5 separate regions of the Homo sapiens genome follow, and regions 1, 2, 3 and 5 are each linked to region 4. The links are chromatin loops, found by intact Hi-C in ENCODE. Cell type or tissue: dorsolateral prefrontal cortex. All regions are shown on one strand.

Evidence for each region. Hi-C counts contacts between places; a loop is a spot of excess contacts. Peaks named below come from ENCODE experiments on the same cell type or tissue, not always from the same donor. Only the 100,000 strongest peaks of a DNase experiment are listed, where the experiment ranks them.
Region 1: it touches region 4 in a loop (2.6-fold over the local background); 4 of 110 quality-filtered maps call a loop at or near these places.
Region 2: a loop joins it to region 4, with 6 times the contacts of the local background. A loop is called at or near these places in 6 of 110 quality-filtered maps.
Region 3: it touches region 4 in a loop (5-fold over the local background); 11 of 110 quality-filtered maps call a loop at or near these places.
Region 5: it touches region 4 in a loop (2.3-fold over the local background); 3 of 110 quality-filtered maps call a loop at or near these places.

What each region holds. Positions count from the first base shown.
Region 1 is chr11:71,144,827-71,149,826 of GRCh38, reverse strand. SHANK2 (SH3 and multiple ankyrin repeat domains 2) reads left to right here. Exons shown (of 26, transcript NM_012309.5): 3 at 2,489-2,707. The coding sequence starts at 2,501. Among named protein-coding and RNA genes, the nearest start is that of SHANK2, 110 kb to the left of the region's middle. In dorsolateral prefrontal cortex, no CTCF peak of the experiment used is centred here; no DNase peak of the experiment used is centred here.
Region 2 is chr11:71,370,742-71,375,741 of GRCh38, reverse strand. No RefSeq gene overlaps it. Among named protein-coding and RNA genes, the nearest start is that of DHCR7, 75 kb to the left of the region's middle. RefSeq lists a silencer at 1,800-1,849. In dorsolateral prefrontal cortex, CTCF peaks have their summits at 2,596 and 2,796 (motif pointing right); DNase peaks (open chromatin) are centred at 2,818 and 4,619; H3K27ac peaks cover 972 bases.
Region 3 is chr11:71,112,617-71,117,616 of GRCh38, reverse strand. It overlaps SHANK2 (SH3 and multiple ankyrin repeat domains 2), which reads left to right. Exons shown (of 26, transcript NM_012309.5): 5 at 4,253-4,324. Among named protein-coding and RNA genes, the nearest start is that of SHANK2, 140 kb to the left of the region's middle. In dorsolateral prefrontal cortex, a CTCF peak has its summit at 2,971; a DNase peak (open chromatin) is centred at 2,956; H3K4me3 peaks cover 514 bases.
Region 4 is chr11:71,249,262-71,254,261 of GRCh38, reverse strand. SHANK2 (SH3 and multiple ankyrin repeat domains 2) reads left to right here and starts at 1,685. Exons shown (of 26, transcript NM_012309.5): 1 at 1,685-1,837. In dorsolateral prefrontal cortex, a CTCF peak has its summit at 2,269; a DNase peak (open chromatin) is centred at 2,654; H3K4me3 peaks cover 2,038 bases; H3K27me3 peaks cover 3,206 bases.
Region 5 is chr11:71,417,882-71,422,881 of GRCh38, reverse strand. It overlaps the pseudogene ACTE1P. Among named protein-coding and RNA genes, the nearest start is that of DHCR7, 28 kb to the left of the region's middle. In dorsolateral prefrontal cortex, CTCF peaks have their summits at 2,060 and 2,271 (motif pointing right); DNase peaks (open chromatin) are centred at 2,264 and 3,971; H3K27ac peaks cover 1,319 bases.

The DNA of each region.
Region 1 (5,000 bases), 100 kb after region 4:
TTTCCTCCCTCTCACCTATGCACAGTTAGCCATCCATCCATTCATCCATCCATCCATCTACCTCCTTCCCTCCCCTCCTCCCTTCCTTCCTCCCTCTTGCGTATCCACACAGTGAGCCATCTATCCATCCATCCATTCATTTATCCACCTCCCTCCCCTCCTTCCTTTCCTCTAATCCCTCCCCCTGCAGAGGAGAAATTTCTTTTCCTACTACCCTCCTCTCTACCTGGGGCCCTGAAATTGAGCTGACATAAGACAGTCGCAAGAGAAAAATGGTTTGTGAACACATAGAGCACCCGTCAGTGAAGAGTGTCTGAAAAAGTGCCTACAGCTTGGGCTGGGTTGGTGCCTCAGAGCAGGAACAGTACATTTGTAGAGAAGCGACAAGACAAAGGGAAAGGACTGTGAGTTTCTAGAGGGCAAATTATGGGGCGGCCAATCTTTAGGAAAGAAACAGCAGCTGAAGGCTAGTCTGTTGGTGAAGTCAGCTCTGTAGGTTCCTCCAGGGCGGGGCTGACAAGGGTCTAAAGCTGTCTCTAGTGATGAACTTCTGAAATTTACGTCTTGCTTTGAGGCACACCAGTGGCGGGGGAAGGCAGCGAGCTGTTCTCGCACCTGCTTTTCCTCCATCGTCTTCAGCTCAGGACTGTCCTTATGCCCAGGCAGCATATTTTGGGGTGGCCTCTTCTGCCCCCTGCACTCCTGCCCTCCTTCCTTGCTCCTTGTGAATGATTTCTAACAAAGAGAATAATACGGCAAACATCTGTGTCCCCAACTGTACCAAGTTTGACCTTGTCCTGTAGTTGCTGGAATTGCTTTCAGGAAGTTCATGGCTCCAAGCAGCGCGGCCCACCCTGTCTTCCTCCGAGAGGGAACTGCTCTCCTGCATTGGGCATGTGCCTTTCCAGTTGACTGCTTCTGTGCCGTTACGCACGGTGAAAATGCCCATGTACCATCTGTAGGACTGTGTGGCATCTTTCCAGCCTTTATCTGGAAATGATAGTATGTGGTTTGAATCCTTCCGTGAATTGCCTTCCTTTTGCACAGTGTTATGTTTCAGGGATCATCCACATGTAGCTTGGGTTCATTCATTGTCACAGCTGTGGAGTTCATGGGAATGAAGAGACCACAGCTTGATCAAGGGGTCCCTAAACAATCAGGGTGACCATGCATTTCCACATGCTGCTTTGGCAGGGAACAATCTTCTATGCCTTTCCATATGCACGTGGCCTCGTCCTTCCCCACAGAACGCACCCAGAAGTGGAATTGCTGGTTCAGCATGGCCCCTCCTCCCCCAGTCCCTGCCATCCCTGGGTCAAGCCAACTTTTATCCAACCCTTTCTGTACTCCTGCCCTGCAGAGGTGGGGGATGTCATAGATGCAGCCACCAAATAGTGGATGGCTGTTCCCAGAGTTCTGTGTCCTTCTTAAGAGCCTTGGTCTGGCCAGGCACGGTGGCTCACACCTGTAATCCCAGTACTTTGGGAGGCCAAGGCGGGTGGATCACCTGAGGTTGGGAGTTTGAGACCAGCCTGACCAACATGGAGAAACCCTGTCTCTACTAAAGATACAAAATTAGCTGGGTGTAGTGGCGCATGCCTGCAATCCCAGCTACTTGGGAGGCTGAGGCAGGAGAATCGTCTGAACCCGGGAGGCGGAGGTTGCGGTGAGCCGAGATCACGCCATTGCACTCCAGCCTGGGCGACAAGAGTGAAACTCCATCTCAAAAAAAAAAAAAAAAACAAGAAGCCTTGGTCTAAGGTGGCCATTGGCAACCTGGCCTGACTCTTTGTGGGGTAATTTTTATTGCACTTGACCTTGAGGAAGCTGCACTCTCAGCTGCCCCTGCCTCTTGGGGACCCCCAAGTCTGATGGCTGCAGTCTGCTCATGACTCTTGGTTCCACTCCAGTCCTGGTCTGGGAGATTCTCTCATCTGTGGGCCTGGCCCTGGCCTTTTGTTCTGTTTTTACACGGTACCTATCATTGCTCTGTGTTTGAAGCAGAGAGGGTTATTATAGCGTGAACTTGCTGCCATTCTGACCTGAAGCCCATGTTTCTTCCTCTCCTGAAGCTCTGTCCTCCAAGGAAAACAAAAGGCAGCCTTTTTTCTTACCTTGGGTAGCTCAGACAGCCCCAGTGGCCCTCTGCATCATCTTTGTAAGCTGTGGTCATCCCCGTGGCTAGCTCAGGCTCCTTTTGAGTGCCGGGGTTTCACAGCGCTGGTACCAGAGTTTGCAGGGTTTTCCTGGGTCCTGGCTGCCGCCTCTGGCTCAAGCTCCAGGGAGGAGCAGGCGGTGCCGACTTGTGTCCGCCCTCTGGGATCTGTACATTGTGCATACCTGGGGCCCTCGGCTGGTGGTCACACCAACAAACACAGACTGTGAAACCGAGCCCACGTGTGTTCCAGCGCCAGTGTCCACCGTGCCCCTGGGTTTTCTTTCATTTTCACATCTCCCGTTCTTTGTCTTCCTTCTCCCCACCTCGAAGACACAGGCAGCCATGCCGCGCAGCCCAACATCCAGCGAGGACGAGATGGCCCAGAGCTTCTCCGACTACTCCGTGGGGTCGGAGTCAGACAGCTCCAAAGAAGAGACCATCTATGACACGATCCGGGCCACTGCGGAGAAGCCGGGCGGTGCCAGGACGGAGGAGAGCCAGGGCAACACGCTGGTGATCCGCGTGGTCATCCATGACCTGCAGCAGACGGTGAGCCCCGTGGTCTGCCCTTTGGTTCACATCTGGACAATGTCACCTGTGGCTTGAACGCCAGAGGCCTGCTCTGGTCCTCCCCGGACCCACGGTCCTGACTGCTCTGGGCACACCGTGCTCCTTCCTCGCTCCATACTTCTGCCCCCGTCCCCCCAGGCTCCCTGCCGTGCCCGCCTCCCCTCCCTGCTGCCGCTGGCCTCACATCATGCTGTTGCTGTCATTGTCCCCAACTCCATCCACAAACATTGACTGGGCACCTACTGTGTGCCAGACCTGAAGCAAGAGTCCCAGAGGTGGAGAGGAGTGTTTCACAGCCTCATAGAGAAAACCCGGGCGGCAGGTGCACCCGCAACTGGCTTCTAGCACCAAGTGCAGGAGGCTCTCAGGCCTGGCCCTGCCTCTTCCTGGTGCCGGACTCTGCTGTGCCAGAGGCCCAGCATCCCATGCTCCCCCACTTCCAGGGGGTACAGCCCTGAGCACTCCTTCCCGCGTGGCTGCTGTCCGCCTCCTCCTGTCCCTCCAGCCCTGGGCCTAATGTCATTCCTGTGCCGCCCAGAGCCCTCAGGCTGCCCTGGCCCACGCTGGCTGTGTCCTGGATGTCTGTCCTTATGCCTGGGGGTCCCTTTTGTTGGATTTGCCTTCCCCGAGGAGGTTGGCCCCTGGGAACTGGGGCTGTCTGTAAAGGGGAGCTTCGTGTGCAGAGGAAGGGGTGTGGCTTCATCTTGTCTGTAAAGGGGAGCTTCGTGTGCAGAGGAAGGGGTGTGGCTTCATCTTGTCTGTAAAGGGGAGCTTCGTGTGCAGAGGAAGGGGTGTGGCTTCATCTTTTGCCTGAATCCACCAGAGCAAGCTGGGGGCCAGTCGCCCAGCCACGTTCCCTCTTGCTCACGGCGGGGACTGTGCCACATGTGGCCTCAAATCGGAGATGTGGGACAGAGCTGGAAGCGTGGAGCAGACATAATGGTTGCAAACAGGCGCCTAGTAGGGTTGGCCTGCGAACATTTCACACGCCGTCTGTCCACCTGGGGAATGTGGGTGGGGGTGGCAGTAGTAGGGGCAGTTGGTACGAAGCCCATTTGCTGTGGAGTAGACATGGTAGACATCCAAGAGTTAGGACTCAGAGGGGCATCTGGGTGAGGCTCGTCACAGTCTCCATCTGTGCTTTCTAGAAGGGTCTCCCTCAGTGGGCTGGGAGGACCCTTCTCATTTTAGCTTTGGGTTAAAGGAATGGGGAGAGGTGGGCTGGTGGTGTAGGCTGCTGCAGGTGCTTGAGGGGGTAAGCCCAGTGCTCTGCATCCACCCCGACCTCTATGAGTACAGTCTCCCGGCCCCAGCCACGATGGGGAAGGGGGGCCCAAGTGCTGGAGATCGGGGAAGCATCATGCTGCCTACTGGCTGAGTGTTGCTGGTGCCTCACTTGGTGCCCATCCAGGGTCCCAGCTCCTGGTGCTGTGGAGGAGCTAAGAGATGCCCTGGGGTTAGCACCTCTCAGGGCTTGGTCCCCAGCGAGGGCTAAATGTGTGTCTCCTCTTCCCCCAGTGCCAGCAGCTTGCGGTCCAGCAGGCACCCTCTGCTCAGCCCACCCCCAGCCCTGCTCCCTCTGAGAGAGACGCTAACTGGGCTGAGGGGACTAACGTGCTGACACGTGCCCTCTAGGGATGAACTCAGCCAAGTGGCTTCACCGTCTAGGACAAACTTGTCCAACCCAAGGCCCGTGGGCCACATGCAGCCCAGGACAGCTTTGAATGCGGCTCAACACAAATGCATAAACTCTCTTAAAACATTCTGAGGGGTTTTTATGCAACTTTTTTTTTCTTTTTAGCTCATTATCTCTCTTTAGTGTTAGTGTATTTTATGTGTAGCGCAAGACGGTTCTTCTTCCAGTGTGGCCCAGAGAAGCCAAAAGATTAGACACCCGTTGTGGGGGAGGCTCAGGGTGGCCTGATGCCCTAGAGCTAATCTGGCCATGCCACTGGCCCCAGGGGCTTCCCTGGTAGTACAAAGGCTGTTCAGGAGGATAGGCGTGGTCTTTTGGAGTTCCTTCTCCTATATTATTTAATGCCTCTTATAAAAGCTATAAATGATTGTTATGAAAAGTTCAAGTAATGCAGGAAAGCACAAATGCCAGACTTAGCAATGGTGATCACATCAATACTTGGCAGAGCCCTGTTCCGACACGTCCCTCTGCAGGATTACAGGCAGTGGGTGGAAGTGCATATGGATAGAAATACCTTGGTAAGCGTGGGCTCAAACCACACACGCTCTTAAGAAATGAGCATCATCAATGTTATTT
Region 2 (5,000 bases), 120 kb before region 4:
TTTCCCAAGAACTGACCCAAACCAGGGGCTCCCTTGGGAGCATGCCCTATCTCTGTTTGAACCCTAGCACAGTGATCCTTGGCCAACTGCAAGCCTTGGCAAGTCCTCTTTGCAAAAGCCCTGTGTCTGCACCCTGATTAGTATCACTGGCACTTGTCTGAAAGTGGGCTCTCATTCTCTCTCTTCCTCCTGCCTTTCTCCTTCTGGGCAAATTTGGACAAAAGCTGGCATCTGCTATAATTCACATCGTATGCCATGTCCTCCACCAAGGCTGTGAACAGGAGCCCGGGCATCTACAGAGGGGACTCTATGGAAAGATAAGTAACTGGAACTTGTTTTGTTTGTTTCTCAAACAAACAAAAATCATAATCCTGACTCCATTCTCCTTAATGCACTACCAAGTTCTGTAATTCAGAACAAATGATCATATTCTCACTGTACTGCCTGTTTTTCTCTAAGAAAATATTCCAAATTGATTTTTAACTCATAAGAATTAATGAAGTTGTCGACTTGGCAAAGAGACTTCTGCACTCCCACACTGATTGCTTCATTGTTCACAATAGCCAAATTATGAAATCAACCTCAGTGTCAATCAACAGATGAATGGATAAAGAAAATGTGGTATAGATATAAACAATAGAATACTATTCAGCCCTAAAAAAGAAAGAAGTCTTGTCATTTGCAATGATATGAATGAACTCGAATGACACTATATTCAGTGAAATAAACTGGGCCCAGAAAGCCAAATACTGGATGTGATATCTAAAAATGTCAAACTCATTGAAATAGAGAGTAAAATGGTAGTTATCAGGGGCTAGGGTAGGGGAGGAGGATTGAGGAGACGTTGGTCAAAGGACACTTTCAGTTAGGAGGAATGAGTTCAAGAGATCTACTGTACAACACGATGACTATAGTTAATAACAATGTCTTATATACTTGAAAATTGCTAAGAGAGTAGATTTTAAATGTTCTCATTAGGAATACATAAGTATTTGAAAAAATTATTTTTCTGCCACATATCTAAAACTAAAATAAAGTTGTTAACTTGGGGTTCATGATGGTACTACCATGTACTGTAGTGGATAGTGGGGGGCTGAGATTGGGAAATTGTGGGTGAGCGAGGGTGGAGATCAGAGGGCTTCCCCTCTATCCTAACCTACCCAGTGTCTCCCTGTTCTGCATTTCCCAGAATCCCTTGCAGCAAGCTCCTAATGGAAGCACCTGTATCTAATTGAACGCTCCTGCAGGACAAAGGCTCTGCCAGCACTGTTTGGCATTCCTGCAGGCAAGCCCCCGCACAGAGGTGTTGACCCTTCCTCCAGCAGCTTCCCTATCTGGGTGGCGTCTACAGTGGCCATCTCCTGACTCTGATGGTGGCCTGATTCTGGAGCTGGAGGAGGAGCTACAGCTTCCCAGTTGAGCAGGTGGCTTCCTGTTGGCAAAGAGGAAGCAGCTCCTTTGCTAGCTCGGTTTTGTTTTCAAAGTCGTTCCTGAATATTCAGTTCCACAACCATTTCTTCAGCCTCTCCAATGATTCTATTTGCCCCCCGTAACCTGAAACTAATTCCTTCTTGCTAAACTAGCTGCAGTGCATCCTGTTCTCTGAGACTGAGCCCCAGTGATATAGTGCAGGTATGCATTTCCCAGGGAGATACTCCATCATTCCCACCAGCTTCCTGAGAGGGCAAATATCCGAGAGAGGCTAAGAACCTCACCCACTTGTGATCCACAGGAAGTTCTGGTGGGCTAGCACTAGTGCAGATGTCCTAGAATACTTGAGGGGAATCAAATCACGCTGAACTTGTGGTAATACAGTGCTTCTAAAAAGTTCTTCTAATTTGCATTCTGCCCATCTGGAGTTTCAGTTCCTGGGTCTAATTAACACATTGCTCACCTGAAGCCATTTTCACTTTATATTCAATTCAACAATTCAATGACTTGTTTAATAAACATTCACTGAGTAAGCATTCACCGGACCCTATGCTAGGAGCTGGGGAAACAGACATACCTGCTGTAATTCCTGCCTGGGGGAGCTTAGCTGCTGCATAAGGAGGAGAAAGCCTAGAAATAAAACCACTGCATTTTAAGGCTATTATGGCCACAGCAGAAATTATGTATCAGGTGGTAAGAGGGGAGAGAGAATGAGGCAACAATGTCCTAGGAAACGTCTGTGACCACCAACTGTGGCGACTGCGAAAAGGGCTACAAATTCTTCCCCTTCCATCAGGAACTGGAAACTACTTCTTCATCCCTAGAATATGGGTTGGTCATGTGACTAGCTTTAGTCAATGGGACATTAGCAAACATGATGCAATGTTCCATGGACTAAGGGGTAAAAAGTAACTGTGCATTGGGATTCCTCTCTTGCTGTTCTTGGAAATCCTGCAGCCACCACCATGCAAACTGGCGGATGCACAAAAGACATATGGCCCAGTAACCCCCAGTAACTATATCTGACTCTCAGCTAATCAGCAGCCAACTGCCAAATGCAGGTATGAAACTACCTGACCACCAGCTGCCCACAGATGAATGAATAAGCCCAACCAAAATAAGCAGAGGAACCAGCGAGGCCCAGCCCAAGTCACTGGGCCACAGAATCATTACCTGATAAATAATTGTTCTTTTAAGCCACCAAGTGGCGGGATTGATACATCTACTCTGTGCCTAGATTTCTACTAGGCCTCCAGGCAGAGTTTCAGGAGAAATAGAAGAAATATTTCCTGTTTTCAAGGAACTAAGGCATCACATCTGAAATTTGCCTTTGGCATAGGGGACTGACTATGTCGTGGTATCCGTCTTCTGGGTCTGCCTTCTCAGTCCAGAAGAGGTCAGTAGTTGCTAACGCTCCAAGTGCTTTTGGTGTAAAAATCCATTCTCCAAAGGAGGTTGAGAATAGACTTTTCCATCATGGTCAAGGAATGAAGATGGTGGTAAGAGACTATGGCAATGAGGCAGGTATGCTGGTAGCAACAATCCCCATTGTCCTTCTTGCCAGTGTGGCCCAGAGGCTGGGGATTGAAAGGATGCTTGCTATTTGTTAGGTAGCCTGCGTGTGAATTCCAGCTTCACTCAGTATGGACAAGCTGTAATGCAAATCACTTCACCCTCCAGGGCCTGTTTCTTCTTCAGCCACATGGGCTGACAACACCAACTCCCAGGGTGTTGGAGGAGCAGATGCGTAGACATGAGTGGAGGGCTCAGCACATGCACACCCACTCCCTCTGCTCTCTCGCTGGCCCTGCAAAAGGGCAGGGAAGTGGCCCAGACTCCTTGTAATCCCAATGGTCATCTATGCCACAGATAGCCCTGGTAACTGGAAGGTTCAGTCAGAGTGGATCATTTGGTGCCTGCGAGGCCTGGCTCTCCCCACCAGGCTCCAACCTCCCTCCTCTCTTGATTCCCTGGGTCTCCTCATAGACTCCTCTCATCCTCCTTCATTTGTGCCTGTCTTTACTGCTTCTGGGGAGAGTGTCCTGCTCGCCTGGGGCCCTGGGCCTCCTTGCAATGCCACACTCTCATCCCAGCCCCACCCCCGAGTCTAGCTGGGCCCCTCTGGTAGGGTTGGGATAGAGCTGGCCAAATGAGGCCAGTGAAGGCCAGAGCTCTGGGGCAAGCAGCTTTCCTCTCTTACAAGCTGATGGTTGCAGAATGGGGCTCAGCCTACTAGAAAAAGCTGGATCTCCCTCAGGTGAAGCAGCAAACTCAGGGGGGATGGGAAGCTCTGCAAAGCCATCCCTAATGAGGCCAGCAGGGTAGTGCAGGGTACAGGACAGAGAACCAGGAACCAAGAGGCCTGAATTCTGTACCCAGCTTGGTAGTGCTGGGCCATTCTAGGACCCACACTCACACTAGGGACACAGCTCCTGCTGTTCCATGAGCTGCCCTATGGGGTCAGGACACAAATGGTGGAGCAGGAGGCCTTGCTCCCCTCCATGGGATCTGAGAGTAGAGAGCACAAAGCAGCTGCTACAGCCTAGACGTGTCTTTCAGATCTCTCGTCCTCTCTTTAAAATGTGTGCAGGTTGATACTCCTCTCCACAGTAGACCTGTTGGTTTTATGGTTAAATGTCTTAAATTACTTACCGATTAAATTATCCAATTCTTCCTCTAAAAGAAGAGTTGAAGGAAACTGACCTCTGGGAAGCTGTGCCCCATTGTCCTGAAAGTTCAGGCCCCTGCCAGGTGTCCCCAGATCAGAGGTCTTCCATCTCAGAGCAGCAGAAAAGCAGCGCCCCCAAATGGCTGCGTCTAAGTTGTGCTGAGTGTATGTTTTTCAAAACCAATGTCAGGCAGAGAGTTTTGTGCTGGTGCAGGTGTTAGAGACTGCATGACGTCTCTGGAATTGTAGGAATTTTTGTTTGTTTGGGCAGAGGATTGGAAACATGGACGGCCTGGAGTGTGGGGAGTGTGTTTTCATGCTTGCTGTGTTTCTTCTCACTTCTCATCTCGTCTGAGAATGTGGCTGCGCTCGGGAAGCAGGCTCGCCCCTGCTGCGTGGTTGGAGAAAGTGAGGAAAACACAAGTTCTCGAGGTCATGTTTTCGGAGGCCTGCAATTGACCTGAATGCAGCAGGTGGCTCTCCTTGGAAGGACAAAGCGGCCACTCAGAGGCCTCGTGTGCAGGTTTTGTCTCACCAGCTGGCACCCATGCCCAGGCTGAGCACGAGCCAACCGCTGGCTGACAGGCCCAGCTGGAGATTTTCGTTTTCCCTTTCGCAGGAGGCTGATTCGACCCTGAAAGAGGGTGAAGCGGCCTCCCAGGGAAGCTGATGCAAAGTTCAGGTGCATCATATCAAGGGACTGGTTGCAGACCACCAGCTTGTTTTCCCCCTCAGCGCTTTTCCTTGATTTTTCTGTGAGATGGAAACTTCTCCCTCCTCCAGCCAGGGCTGGGGGCTGCCAAGTGAATGGGGAGACTGGGCAGTGAGACCTACAAAACCCATAAGTGGACCTGGAGGACAGTGGCAAGGTGGGGAACCCCTGTGGGGAGCAGCAGACCAG
Region 3 (5,000 bases), 140 kb after region 4:
ATTACATAGGATGAAATCACTGACCATGGTGATTGGACTCCATCCTGCCAGTCAGCAGGGCGACTGGGAGTCCTGACCCTCGAGTCATAGTCTGATCCTTCCGGCCACCAGCCCCCATCCTGGAAGCTACCTGGGAGTTGAGAGTCATCTCATTAGTGCTCCAGAGATACTCTTATCACTGAGGACAGTACAAAGGTTTTAGGAACTCTGCCAGGAGTCAGGCACAAAGAAGGAATTTTTAAATTACATCATATTCCTCGCGATAGTCTGTTCTTTCATTGCTATACAGAAATAACTGGCTGGGTGAGGTGGCTCATGCCTGTAATCCCAGCACTTTGGGAGGCCGAGGAAGGTGGATCACCTGAGATCAGGAGTTCAAGATTAGCCTGGCCAACATGGTGAAACTCCGTCTCTACTAAAAATACAAAAATTAGCTGGGTGTGGTCATGTGTGCCTGTAATCCCAGCTACTCGGGGGGCTGAGGCAGGAGAATTGCTTGAACCCTGGAGGTGGAGGTTGCAGTGAGCCAAGATGGTGCCATTGCACTCCAGCCTGGGCGACAAGACTGAAACTCTATCTAAAACAACAACAACAAAAAAACCTGAGGCTGGCTAAGAGAAAGGAGGTTTAATTGGCCCACGGTTCTGCAGGCTGTACAGAAAGTGTGGTGCCGGCATGGGCTCAGCATTGAGGCCTCAGGGAGCTTGTTCTCATGGCAGAAGGCAAAGCAGGAGCAGATGTTAGGTGGCAAGAGGGGGTGTGAGAGCGAGCAGGGGAGGAGTAGTTCCTGGCTCCCCCGTGAACTAACAGAGCGAGAATTGACTGACTACCATGGGGAGGGCTCCAGGCCATTCAGGAGGGATCCGCCCCAGGACCCAAAGACCTCCCACCTGGCCCCGCCTCCAACACCGGTGATCACATTTGAACATGAGGTTTGGAGGGGACACACAGTCAAACCATACCATTCTCCAATTCATCTCTGAGTCCTTGAGTAACAGGGCGGCTGTGACCATCCAGCTGTTCTCAACAGCACAGCTTCACTTCTGCTTCCTGCCCGGGTGACCGGGGCTCTTTGAGCTGCTGTCAGCAGCCACAAGCTCCTGGGCCTCCCTCCAGAAGTGGCTGATCCGTAAGACGGGGCAGCCCTACACATTTCCACGTGATGCACGACCCCTGTCCCTACCTCTCTCACCCAGGCTTGCTACGCCCCAAGTTTACAGGCATTGTTTCCTGCAGTGTATACGTGTTGGGTTACGTCAGTTAAGAGAAGCCAGAAACGGATCATTTCTACTCCTGCACAACATGTTGGCATCATTCAGCGATTGCACTCATTTTAGCTTAGTCAACAGCAAGAGGCTGCATGTGTGTAATTGCAGCTGGCACTTGAGCAACCTAAGTGGGTTCTCTACTCAGTGACTAGGGATTCCTCTGAAGCCCAAGATGTCATGGACGCCCACCCAGGGCTAAGGTGATGCCGCGTCTGCACGTTTCTCAGTTCCGTTGTGACACTGAGGCTGAGGTTATTGGGATCCCCAGTGTGGACCATGTGTCAGATTCAGGGAGGGGTTTCAGTGTAGAAAAAGATGAGATGCCACTTGGAAGTTGTGTGGTTTAGAGCAAATCACTCAGCTGTCCTGGCCTCAGTTTGCTTATCTGTAAAATGGGTATCCATTGGGAAAAAAATTGTCATTGAGGGCCAACTAAGGACCACACACTTTTCTGGCACAGAAAAGTCAAGGTTCTGATCCCACGGACCTTACACTCCAGTGGGAGGTGATGGACCAGGAAGAGTAAATCCATGCAGTTCATTTCAGGGGCTGATCATTTCCATAACGGCAGGAAAACTGGGCGAGAAGACCAGAGAATTTGGGAGTCTCCTCTACATCTGGCCCCAGTACCTGCAGCTGTGCAACCTCGAGCCAGCCACCCATGCTCTCTCAGCCCCGGATTCCCATTCATGACATTGAGTGAATGTTAGTAGTGATGTCCGGGAGTGGTCGTGAGGCCCAGAGGAAGTGTTCATGGAGCAGTGTGTGCGTTGTGAGCCTGGCCATCCACAAGTCCCCAAATTGACTTTGCAGCTGCTGCTCTGGTTTCATTGTCATGAAATTGTTGCTGATACTTTGTTTTTTGTTTTGTTTTGTTTTTGAGACCGAGTCTCGCTCTGTCATCCAGGCTAGAGTGCAGTGGTGTGATCTCGGCTCACTGCAGCCTCTGCCTCCTGGGTTCAAGCGATTCTTGTGCCTCAGCCTCCTGAATAGCTAGGATTACAGGTGCCCACCACCACGCCCAGCTAATTTTTGCATTTTTAGTAGAGATGGGTTTCACCATGTTGGCCAGGCTGGTCTCAAACTCCTGGCCTCAGGTTGATCCACCTGCCTCGGCTTCCCAAAGTGCTGGGATTACAGGCGTGAGCCACCACGCCCGGCCAAAATTGATGCCGATACTTAGGTTTATTAATCTCCTTTGCATGACCCACTGCAAAGGCTGAGATTGGCTCAGGGATTGACACATTAGGGGCGGGCATCAGTCTGGGCTCTTTGCCTCAGATAATTTCAGCACAATATGGTGGGCTGCTTATGAAATGTTGGAGAAATAGCAAGAAAAAGGGTCTGTGGTCCTGAGCCGGTGTCCTCTGTAGCTATGGGCTATAAATGTTTGTGACTCTGGAATAAACACTCCCTCCTTGAGTCCTTTACCCTCCTGCCCCAGAGATGCTGTGGGCCCAAGCGGATTGTTTTATGTCTGGAAAGGGGCCCCGTGGAATTGAATTCCCTGAGACTTTTAAGCTTAGCCACATGATCATGAGCCTGAGAAGGCACCTGGCATCATTCTCAGTGGCTTCTGAAATCTGGACCAGAGGTGTGATTGGTCCCGGGGCATGGACGCACAGAACCTGCTGTCCTGAAATCTAGAATCAGAAGTGGAAGTTCTAAAATGGGCCTGTAGCTCCTCCTGCCTGCTCTGTTCTGGGAAATGAATGGATGCCCTTCTGACCAGCGCACTTTCTCCCCAAACTCTGTGCAGCCTGCGCTTCACAGAACTTTCCGATTTCACAGCTGGTTTATTTGGCCAGTTGAAAACAAAACCCCACAAGTATCAGTCTGTGCACAAGAATTTTGTCTTTTGTCAAATAGCCATTTTGTTTGGCGTGGTGGAGAAAGGAGACTAGGGTTGTTTATTTGGAAGCTTTTCTGTGAGATGCGACTTTCAGTTTCAGGATGAGCTCACCCGCCACCTGCCCCGCACCATCATTTTACCCAGGGGCGGTTTTTGCTGGCTCTGAGCACATGTGTAACCGTGCAGGGTGACGGCATCAAGGGCAGTAAGGAGGGAGAGATAAAGTGGACTTGTCTAGTGCCAGGTCTGTGCCAGGAAGCTCACATTCAATGCTCAGGCCACCCTGGGAGGTGGGTGCTATTATCCCCATGGGGCAGATAAGGAAACTGAGATGGGAAAGTGCCCAGCCCTGAGTTAACTCTGTGAGTTGAGAGCATTAGGGCTGGGATTGGAACAGAGGTCCCAGCTCCAAACTCCAGTGACTCCTAAATGCTCAGCATCCTTCCCAGACCTTCTGCAGCATCTCCAGCCAAGCGGGGGGCTGGAGGAGGGAGGAGGTATTTTAGAGTCTCACCAAGCCCACTCCGACAATGTTGCTTACTCCGTGCATCTGAGGAAGATGTGCTCCTTGGTTCATGCAGTGATGTAATTTCCAGTTCAAAGGAGGCGCTGCTGTTTGGAGGGAAAAACAGTGGCTTCAGCGATCTGGGCAGAGGTTGCAGGAGTACAGGAGGTGGGGCCTTTCCCAGCCCAGGCTTTTAGGGTGTGTTTTAACAAAGGTGGACAATGTAGGAGAAAAACCTGGTGTTTGAAGCAGCATCCTCATTTACCAAAAATGCCTTGCCAAGGGCTGATCCATTCCCCTGGGAGGAACCATAACCACTCAGTTAGCTGGGGAGCCGGTCACCGGGAGGGAGACCTCCCAGCTTCTCACCTGCAGGATCTTCCCTTCCCCTTGCTCCTGTTTCTTTATATGGCTTTTTAGCTAAACTGCTACAGAATCTTGACAAAAGTGATGCTGAGGATGTTGTAGGCTCTGGGGTGCAAATACCAGTCATTTATTTAAAACTGGAAGTTTGCTGTGGGGTTCCCCGTCTTCTGTGACATAGCCAAGGAAAAGGCCCGTTTTCCCTCTGAACAACTCTGAGAAGTATTGACTTGTTTTCTCTCTCTTTTTTGTTTTCTGTGCCAGTTTCGATACAAGAAGCGGGTGTATAAACAAGCCAGTCTCGATGAGAAACAGTTGGCCAAGCTCCACACGAAGGTATGCAGGGAACGGGCTGTTATTTACACGTTAGGCAGGCGGCGTCCTCCTTGTTATCTTGTTGTGTTATCTTTAGACGCTCCTCTTCCAGGGGCACCTGCTGTGTACCTGGCATGGCGTGTGGCTGGGCTGGGATGTACAGGCAGACTGGCCCTTACGGTGCACACTGCGGAGACCCACCCGGGAGGCAGCAGGGGCTGCTTAGTGTGGCCGTGGGTGCTGGGGGAAGGGAGGCAGATCCTACTGGCTGCTCCAGGGAGGGTCAAAAGCGGCATCTCTGAAGAGAGTGGGATCTGGACGCCTGGCGTGGTGGAGGGAAGCGGGTCCACAGTGAGCCCCGTATTAGTGTTCTGCTGTTGTTGCTTCAGGAAAAACCTTGTTAAAGTGCTGTTCACATAAATTGCACTGAAGTTAGACTGCAGGTGAGCAGCAGGGGCGTTGCACAGAGTGTTCAGAACCTGGCGGAATGCACTATGCCTTGAGCTCAGAGTCCCAGATAAGACATCCACACCATGAACACCCTGCTGTCTTTCAGGGTGCTGTGCGAGTCGAGGAGGAGGCGTGGAGAGGGGGCTGAGGCATAGGGTGTGTGGGCGGAGCACTTTGCTTAACCAACAGGAGGAGGAATCTGTAATACCCAGGAGGCTTTTGTCCTGGCCCCTGGCCCCTGGTGCTG
Region 4 (5,000 bases):
AGCTGCCTGGTCTATCTGCAGCAGTGGTTCTAGAAACCTAGGAAGGGGTGTTCCAGGGGTGGGAATCTGGTGAGAGGAGGGAAATATCCTGAGGATAGGTCTTTGAGCTGGGTTTGCAGGGTAAATACACCACTTTATTCAGATGACTTGCCTTCTTTGGTGGGGAGGGTACTGATGGACTGTTATGGAAAGGTAGAGCCCCCACCCCCACTCCCTGCAACCCAGGTCTTGCATCTGCCACCGGCCAACCCAAAGAACATCCGATTGTCCTGCTCACACCTCTCCCAGGCACCCCAGCTTCCATGCCAAACAAAGGATGCCTGCAGGATCCTGTCAGGGCGTCCTTCTTCCTGTTTTGGGGATTATTATTTTTTGATTGATTGACTCCTTTATTCATTCAACAAATATTTTATCAAGTGTATGCTTAAGGAAGCAGCGACGAGAAAGACATTTACATAAGGCAGCTGCCCTCAAGGAGTTACAATATTTATTCCATGTGTGTCCTGAAATATTCAGGCCCCAAACACAACTTTTTTTTTTTTAACCTAAGTGCTTTTAAAGACTTCTTTGAAATGTGGGACAATTATGCAAGCTGAAAAAAAAAAGTATCTAGAGCAAATATTTAACTTTGCCTTTGGTATGTTGAAGTCACCAGCCCATGCAAACCTCTCAGGCATGTCCTGTAAGATAGACTGACTTACACACACACACACACACACACTCACTCTATGTAGGGGGCACAGTTAGGGGTTTGCATAATGCCGGGCTCCAGGGTTCTGGAGACAGTTCTACTCCACAGCTTGGACTCTGATCCCCACCCACACCTTCCAGAATACTGGAAAACTCAGAACACAGAGACCTCAAGAGCTTACTCAGAAACACGCAGCTCGTACTGGGGGAGACTCCCAGTGAATGATTAAGGCCTTGAGAAAATCTATCAGCCGATGGCTCACACGGCGGCCACAGCTCCAAGCTCAGGACCCGCCCCTTTGGGCTTCCGCAAACCTAGCAATCCGGAGTCCTGGATAATAACAGGATTCCTGGAGTCTCCGGAGGGTGCCTTTGGCCTCTGGGATTCACCCGAGCCGTTGGCTTTTGCTCCCCCCACCCCACCCCCTGGCTTTTCTTGGCTTGGAGGGCAGCTGGCGGAGATACCGTTGTGCACCCCTGGGCGGAAGGCGCCCCAGAACTGGTGGCCTGGGCAGCAGACGCCGGCGTATCACCCGGGTACAAAGTTTTCGTTTGCTCTGCAAACGTTTTGATGTGCAGGCAGCCTCTATTTCCAAATCCTATTATTATAAATACTCTGTGGCGGGAGCCAGCTGCGTTCGGGATAACCGTGCAGACCGAACCGGACTTTACAAAAATCAGGGACTTTCTCGTCCGCCGGCTTTGGCCAGGGAGGGGGAGGTCCGTGAGCCACGCAGCCCGGGGCGGGGCAGAGGCGGCCAGGGCGCCCCGCGGTCTCCCGGGGTTGCCACAACAGACCCCACGCGCACGCCCGAGCCGCAGCCGCGGGCGGGAGCGGGGTCGGGGCGGGGGACTGAGGTCCGCGGCGTGGGCGGGGGTGGGGGTCCAGGTCGGGTCGCCCGCGGGTCCTGGGCCGCACGCGTCCTTTCGGCGGCGAGAGGGCCCCTCCCCCACCCTCGCCGGAGCCAGCTCCCGCGCCGGGCGGGGCCGGGTCCTTCCCCACCCCCTGCACCTGAGCCGCGGCGGCGGCTCCTGAGCTCCGGCGGGGCTGGGCGCGGCGCCGCTCGGGTTCCCGCGGCCGATCCAGGTGTGCGCGGACGCTGGCGCTCCCGGGGGGCTCGGACCCGCCCCCGACTCGCCGAGCCAGGTGAGGCGGCGGCCGGGGACGCAGGGCGCGGGCCGGGGAGGACGGGAGGTGGCCCTTGGGCACCCGATCCTGCTCACTGACGGCATTTTGGGGGCATCTCGATTCCGGGAGCACCAACTACCGGGTAAGCGCAGTCCTGGACCCAGAGAGGCTGGAGAGGTGGGCGCTGGGGGGAGTGAGCCGCGTGTCCAGGTGGGGGTCGATTTTCCGTAGAGAGCCCTTCCCCCTGCATGCCTTTCTTCCCGGGCAGGGGCCGGTGTCGAAAGCTTTGGAAGCGGCGTGGGGGCAGAGCGCAGGAAGGAGCCCCCGCTTTATCTCCTGCGCGCATGGACCACGTAGTCTCTGGCGCGTCCTGCCCCTTCCTCTGGAACAGCGCGTGTGGCGCGACCTCCCCCGCTCTCCCGGGGTCTCCTTGCCCCGGGTCACCGCCCGCCAGCCCTAGGACCCGGGCCAGCGAGCCCAGCGGAGGAGCCGGCGCGGGGCCGCCAGGTGGCGCGCGGGGGCGGAGACCCGAACCGTGGCCGCCAGGTCCCCCGAGACCCCGCTGCGGTCACCCTGGCCCTGCACGCAGAGCTCCCATCCAGGCGCGCGCGGCGGCAGCAGCAGCTGTCGCGGAGAGGCCGGGGCCGGCGCGCCTGGTGCGGGCCCGGGGGTGGCGGGTCGGGCGCCCAGGTCCCGGGGGTCGCGCTGAGCCACAGCCGGGTGCCCGACCCCGGCCCGCCGTGCTCACCAGCTGGGATAGGGAGACCCGGCGGGCGCAGCCCGGCCGCCACCGTCCGTGAATTATGCAGGAAGCTGGCACCGGCGCGCTCGAGTTGATCAAGTTTCCCTGGCAACTTTCGCCCGGGCATCCCTCCTCCCCGGCGGCCGGGCAGCTCCGCCCGCCCAGCCCGCGGCCCAGGCGCCTCCACCGGGTGGCCCCGGCCCCGGGCGCCAGGCGCGGGGACCGCTCCCAGAGACGCCGACAGCGCACTCGTCACTTGGGCTGGAGCCGCCGGACTGAGCCAGCAGGTGCGACCACCGCAGCGGGCCTCGCCGCCCGGGTTCGGGGGGATGCGGGGGCTGGGGTGGACCTCGCCGCCAGGGTTCTGGGGCTTGGCGTGGGGGTGCAGCGCGGCGCCCTCCAGGCGGGTCTGCGTGCGGACACCCTGCTCGAGGTGGGTGGGCGCGTGGGCGAGGCTTGCCTTTCCGTGGGGCTGGAGCACCCAGAGGGAGAAAGGGTGGTGCAGGTGACCGTGGGTTTTCGCAGCCGATCTTTTAAAGGGGCTCGGGGCGCCTGGAACTGAGAAGGCGCTCGAGCCAGGCAGGTGAGGGGTGGGTGGTGGGGGGGTCAGGCGAAAGTACGTAAGGCTCTCGGGGGCTGGCAGCTGCTGGCAGGGGCCTGGGCGTCCTCAGAGGCCATCCGAAAATAAAGTGGTTTTCGGGTGGAAATTCGAGGTTGTAAATTGGATAGTTGAGTGACCTCTTTTTCGTTTGAAACTCAAGTTCGAACGTTAATGAGGCCAATCAGCTAATTAAGCTTCCAGATCCAGAGAGGTAATTTCGGAAGTCCCCCGGTGGGGGAGGGCGATTTGATCTCTATCTGGGATGTGGGCCTCGGTTTTGCCGACCCAGCCACAAGGGAAGTTCTGCGCCCCTGGAAAAGGACCTGGCAGATTCAGCCTTAACCCCGGTGCCCTGCGGTCCGCATCACATAGTTAGTGACGCCCTTCTGTGCACTAGGAACCGAGCCTGGTGCCCCAGAGGGTTCAGCAGGTCCAGAACAGCCCCGGGCCGATTGCTTTTGGAGTTTTCCAACTACTTGTGGGTTGGAAACAAGGTTGAGGGTCCTAATAGGGTTGAGCCTGTGGGGGTGGAGTGAGGAGAGCGAGCTCGGCCCCCATCTGGGTTCAGTGTTAATTCTGAGGGAAAGCCGTCGTGTCTGCTCTAAGAGGGGGATTGGTAGGTGGGAGCTGTGGGTTTCTATGCCGGATGTCACTGTCCTCTGAGGGGGCTTGAGGGAGACTCTTGTCCTGATAGGAATCTGGGTGTCCCAGTAGTGCCTGAATGATTCAGCTCCTGGGAAGCACTGTCTATATAAGGCCTCTGATTCCATTATTACACCCAGGAATTCCTTGTTTTCCTGGAAGGAAGAATTGGGTGGAAAGCTTGGTGCTTCTTTGGGTCCCTTTGGAAGGAGGTTGGAATTCAAGTATCAAAGGTAACTCTTTACAAGTAGGTGATTTCACCTATAAAGATGATCCCAGAGGGCTCGGTTGACAGCACTTGGCTGCTTTTAACAAATTAGATTCCCCCCCACCCCCGGGGAGGGGGGCGGTCTGTTGGGGGGATCTTTCTGTGTACTGTCTCCAAGTACAGTCTGCTATAGAAAACCGTATTCCTATTTGGGTGAGTTTCAAGATTTTCATTCATTCATTTCTTCATTCAGGTGCTTAGGGTTGTATGCAGGGCCATGCTGGCTTCTAGGGGTCTTGGTCTAGGCCTGGGCTTGGGGAGCCAGGTGATATCAGATGTGAGTGCTGCCCAGAGGAAGGTAAAGGGATTCTGAGACCGCATTGCATTTTATATTTCATTAGTGACGAGGAAAAGGATGGGAGAGAAAAACGGGCCGGGAATTAACCAGTATACAGAAACACACTCCTAAAAATGGCTCTTTATAGGAAGGCAGTGCTTTAGCATACTTGCCTTACTTCCAAATACGTAACAGAGTTGCAGACGAGAGAGTTCTGGGATCCCCGTCAGTCCCGATGAGGACTTTTCTAAAGTGGGGCTCAGCTTGGGAGTTGCTGCAGGGCCTGAGGTTGTGCCTCCTACTCTGAAAGAGTTCTGGGCCTGGACACCTGAGGTCTTACCTGCCTGCAATTCCAGCCTCCTGCTTTGTAAACTCAAGCCGGAGCTTTCACCTGGGGCTGTTGTACCTGGAGTCTGAGGGCCCCTCCTTGGGGCAGCAGGGAGGGTGTGGCTGAGAAAAACCAGTGGAAATGGACGCGCACAGCCTCTTCAGGAGCCTCCACTTCTCCTGTAACTGGGACTGTGAGCCCCAGGGAGGGACCCTTGAGAATCTTCTTGCCTCCACATGACCTCCAGCAAAGTTCTTGACCCTGTCCGTTTCTATAGACTGGGGAATTTGTGGAAGAAAGGGAAGGAGAGGGGAGAAGGGAGG
Region 5 (5,000 bases), 170 kb before region 4:
GTGTTTTTTTAATTTAAATTTTAATTTTAAGTTCCTGGGTACATGTGCAGGACGTGCAGGTTTGTCACATAGGTAAACGTATGCCACGGTGATGTGTTGCACCTATCAACCCATCACCTTGTTATTAAGCCCCACGTGCATTAGCTATTTATCCTGATGCTCTCCGTTCCCCCACCCCACCCCCTGACAGGCACCAGTGTGTGTTACTCCCCTCCTTGTGTCCATGTGTTCTCATTGTTCAGCTCTCACTGATAAGTGAGAACATGCAGTGCTTGGTTTTCTGTTCTTGTGTTAGTTTGCTGAGGATAATGGCTTCCAGCTCCATCCATGTCCCTGCAAAGGACATAATCTCATTCCTTTTCATGGCTGCATAGTATTCCATGGTGTATATGCACCAGATTTTCTTTATCCAGGTATGTTTATTAAGGGGAAGGCCCAACCATGCATTGTGTGCGGCCACCTGGTGAATGAAAAGCAGGTTGGTATTTTCTTCCAAATACACATATGTATATATAGGTATATATATATTTACATGGGTAAATTGCATGTCGCAGGGGCTTGGGGTACAGATTATTTCATCATCCAGGTAATAAGCATAGTACTTGATAGGTAGTTTTTTGATCCTCACCCTCCTCCCGTCCTCCACCCTCAAGGGGGCCCCACCCTTTATTGTTCCCCTCTTTGTGTCCATGTGTACTCAATGCTTAGCTGTCTCTTATAACTGAGAACATGTGGTATTTGGCTTTCTGTTCCTGCATATATATATATACACATTATATATATATATATATATATATATATACATTTTATATATATATATACATTATATATATATATACACATTATATATATATATATATGTGTGTGTGTGTGTGTGTGTGTGTGTGTGTGTGTGTGTGTTTCAGTAGCTCTGGTTTGGCCTAAATGTTTTCACTGTTTAAGTCTTTCAGAATCTTTTTTTTTAAATTTTTAAATAGGAAGTGAGAACATCCCCGAGCAAGACCAAAAATTGCTGAATAAACACAAACCCCCTTGAGAATCACGCCAAGAGGTGCTGCCTCTTCACCTGGGGATTGCAAAGGTGAGAGGGGAGACGAGTGCCTCCCGGTGTCTGGAGAATCATATGCGGGTGTGCTGCCTTTGGAGCACAAATATATATATATACATATTTGAAATTCACAAACGTTTGCATTTCTCGCCAGCGACACAAGCCGGCTACCACTGCTGAAAGTGAGGCGGCCTCCAGTCAAGGTCTAGGGACTTGACCTGGTTTGATCTGGCTACACTCCCACTGCTCAATTTAGACTCTGCCCAGACTAACAGCGAGAGTGTAGCCAGATCCAGACCTTACCAACACGCTCCTTCCTCCCCTGTCCTACCAAGCTGGAATTCACTGTCAATATCCTCCATAGAAGACAGAGTTGGCTTCCAACAGTATCAGGGGATGCAGGCAAAGGGGGTGATGGGGCCTGAGATAAGTTTCAGTTCAGCATACAGGGGGCATCTGTGCCTGAATGACCAACCTTGGTAACTGGTATGACTTACTGTTCTCACTGAAAATACTACAGCTCTCCAAGTTGGAAAACAACATCAAGAATCTTTTCTGGCCAGAATAACGTCTGGCACATAGTAGGTATGCAACAGTTTCGGGATGAATGAATGGAAAATCAAATCCTAAGAGGAAGCTTCCTTCCAGACTGATCATACGTCATTGTCATAGGTGTCTCCATTGAAACACTCCACCAGGAGTGGGCAAACTGATTCTGAAAAGGGCCAGTGAGTAAATATTTGGGGCTTTGTAGGTCAGGAGGTCTCTGCTGCGATTACTCACCTCTGCCATTGCAGCGAGAAAACAACCGCAGACAATAAACACAGAATTAAATCAGCATGTTCCAATACAACTTTATTTACTAAAGCAGTCGGTTGGCCAGATTTGGCGTGTGGGCCACAGTTTGCCAACCCCTGCGCTAGACACGCTCACCATTCCTATAGGACAGAGACTGCGTTCCCCATCCCCTTAGGACCCAGAACTAGATGTTTTAATTAAGTACGTACATATTAAAACTGCCTCTCCCTTTTACGATTCTGTTTTAAGAACTTTAAAAAATGTTGCAAAATTCTTAGGTATTATGTGAGGGGTAGGTTGAAAGGCTGAAAGTACCAACCTTGCGTCAGAGGGAATAGTGTGTGAAGCCATTTCCTTCCTGAAACTTGGATTTGGGACTGAGGCGTGAGAATTGTGCTCTAGGGAACAGCCACCAGGGGGAGCACAGTGCACACAGAAGTAACCTGCTTTGCACCAAGAAACCAGCGGTGAAATCTAGAGGCTCAAAGGTGCAGGCTACTCATGGGATGTGCTGCGTGCTCACTTGGGGTACAGGAGCTGGGATTCTGGGTGCAAGTGAGGGAGCAAGATGCTGTTTTCTCATGCTCTACCCTTCCAGAGGTTTCGTGGTTTTGATTTGTGTGCGTATTACTTCTGCAAATATATGCTTAAGTATTGTACGTGTGATGTCGTCAGGACTAGACCAAGACGCATAGCACCCAGGGGAACAAGCTTCAGCCCAAATTACTTACGTTAATTGACTGATATGTGTTTAGGGAAGGGGCTGAGTGCTATGAGGGGGAGCAGAGGGAGTTCAGCTTCACCCGGATCCCCCGAAATTCAGTTCAGGGTCCACCTGCACACCCCATCAAGCCCTCCAGGCAAAGCATGGTATCATCCACACAGGACCGTTTTCCAGCTTTCTGTTGCTACCCAAACATATCCCTTGGCCCAAATGACCACATTTTCATCCAGTGGAACCAGGAATACTATACAGCAGTGAAAAACAAACCACAGCTACACACATCAACATGGGTGCACCACCAGAGGACGAATACAATAAACAGGCCACAGGAAAAACATACGAGGTGGTTATTTTATTTGCAGAAAGCCCCAAATCAGGCAAAACCAATGTCTTCTCTAGGGATATATCCAGGTGTGGCAAAAGTGCTAAAAAGAGCAAGAGAATTATTAAGCAAAATGTTAGGGTGCTGGATATCATTGGGAGGAAGATCTAAACAGGAAGTGTGGAGAATATGTGATGTCTTATACTGGGTAGCAGGTTATTAACTTATTTATTGAAACAAGGCCAGGTGAGGTGGCTTACACCTATAATCCCAGCATTTGGGAGCCTGAGGTGGGAGGTTAGCTTGAGGCCAGGAGTTCAGGACCAGCCTGGGTAATATGGCAAGACTCTGTCTCTACAGAAAAAAAAAAAAAAAATTAGCCAGGCATGGTGTTGTGCACCTGTAGTCTCAGCTACTCGGGAGGCTGAGGTGGGAGGATCATGTGAGCCCCCAGGATGTGGAAGCTGCAGTGGGCTATGATCACGCCATTGCATTCCAGTCCAGCCTAGTGACATAGCAAGGCTCTGTCTGTTAGAAAAAAATAAGGCCAGGTGTGATGGTTCAGGCCTGTAATCCCAGCACTGTGGGAAGCTAAGGCTGAGGTTTGAGACCAGCTGGCGCAACATGGCGAAATCCTGTTTCTACTAAAAATACAAAATATTAGCCAGGTGTGGTGGTGCATGCTTGTAGTTCCAGCTACTCAGGATACTAAGGTGGGAGGATTGCTTGAGCCTGGAAGGTCAAGGCTACGGCGAGCTTTGATGGTTCCACTGCACTCCAGCCTGGGCAACGCAGCCAGACTCTGTCTCAAAAAAAAAAAAAAGTCATCCCTAACATTTATATACATTACATATATCTTGTTTTATATCATAATAACATAGTATAAAATAAAAATAGAAATAATCCTTTCTGCATGTGTATCTCAGGGTGCAGCCCTGGGGAGACAGAGAAGCTTAGATCTGGGGAAGCTCTCATCTGGCCGATAGGGTTTGCAGTGTGGCTTTCTAGAAGCTGTAAGGGTGAATGAACCGCAGATGCTCAGCCCCACCCAGAGAACTGCAGCTGGTGTGGAAAGTAGAGTGGGAGGCATGACAAGTGACAGCTGTAGTGAGAGACGTCGGGTCTGGAACACAGTGACTCAAGGCAGAGGACTGTCCCAGGGTACGGGATCCAGGCTGATGCCCATGTGCCACTGCACTGCTGGCTCAGATGCCCCCGTGACCCCTGCAGCTCCCGGGGCTCCTGGGAATGCTACTGGCGGTGCCCCACACTGGGTGGTAGCTGCCTTTGTATTTACCCAGCCATGCCTTGACTCCCTGAGCACTGGGCTGCTTCCAGCTCTTCATTCCAGCACCTGTAGGAAGCATCTGTGGATGCTTGTGGGCGGGATCGGCCACCATGTTACCTGCTCTTTGCAGGAAAGCCTGGCCTTTTACATCCCAGGCCTAGGACTTGTCCCAGTTTGACCAGGACTGAGAAGTTTTTGGGGACATGGCTTCTTCAATGTTGAAACTGGAAAAAACCAAACCAGGATGAGGTGGTTATTTCACCCAGACTTTGGTACTCAAATGTAAGGGCTTGGTTTGGCTAGGACTGATTGTGTGTCACAGCAGCACGCCACATATCCTGTATGCCTTCTGTAAACCCTCCATTTATTTTGGAAGGAACAGTCATCCCGTGTCTCCCACTGCCAGCTCCTGGGGGCTGCCAGCGTTTTACTGAGTGGCTCTCAGCTGCCTCCAATCTTGCTAAGGGCAGATTAAACTAGTAAAATGGGACTTGAGAGCAATTCTTCCTCCCTGAAAGGCTAGAGTGAGGACACGAGAACACGCTTTTCAGACTGGAGAGTCAACAATCACAACAGATTTCTGTAACTGAAGGTGGTGGTTTTCTTGTCTTATCTTCGACTGGAGGGCATCAGACTTACCTGGGGGTCTTCTTAGACTAAGATTGCTGGGCCCCCACCCAGCGTTTCTCATTCAGGGGATCTGGGATGAGGACTGCGGACTGCATTTCTAACAAATGAAGCTAATTTTGATGGTCTGGGGTCCGCACTTTGAGAACTGTTGTCACAGTGTTAAGGGATACAGTCTAGATGAGGGGTTGTC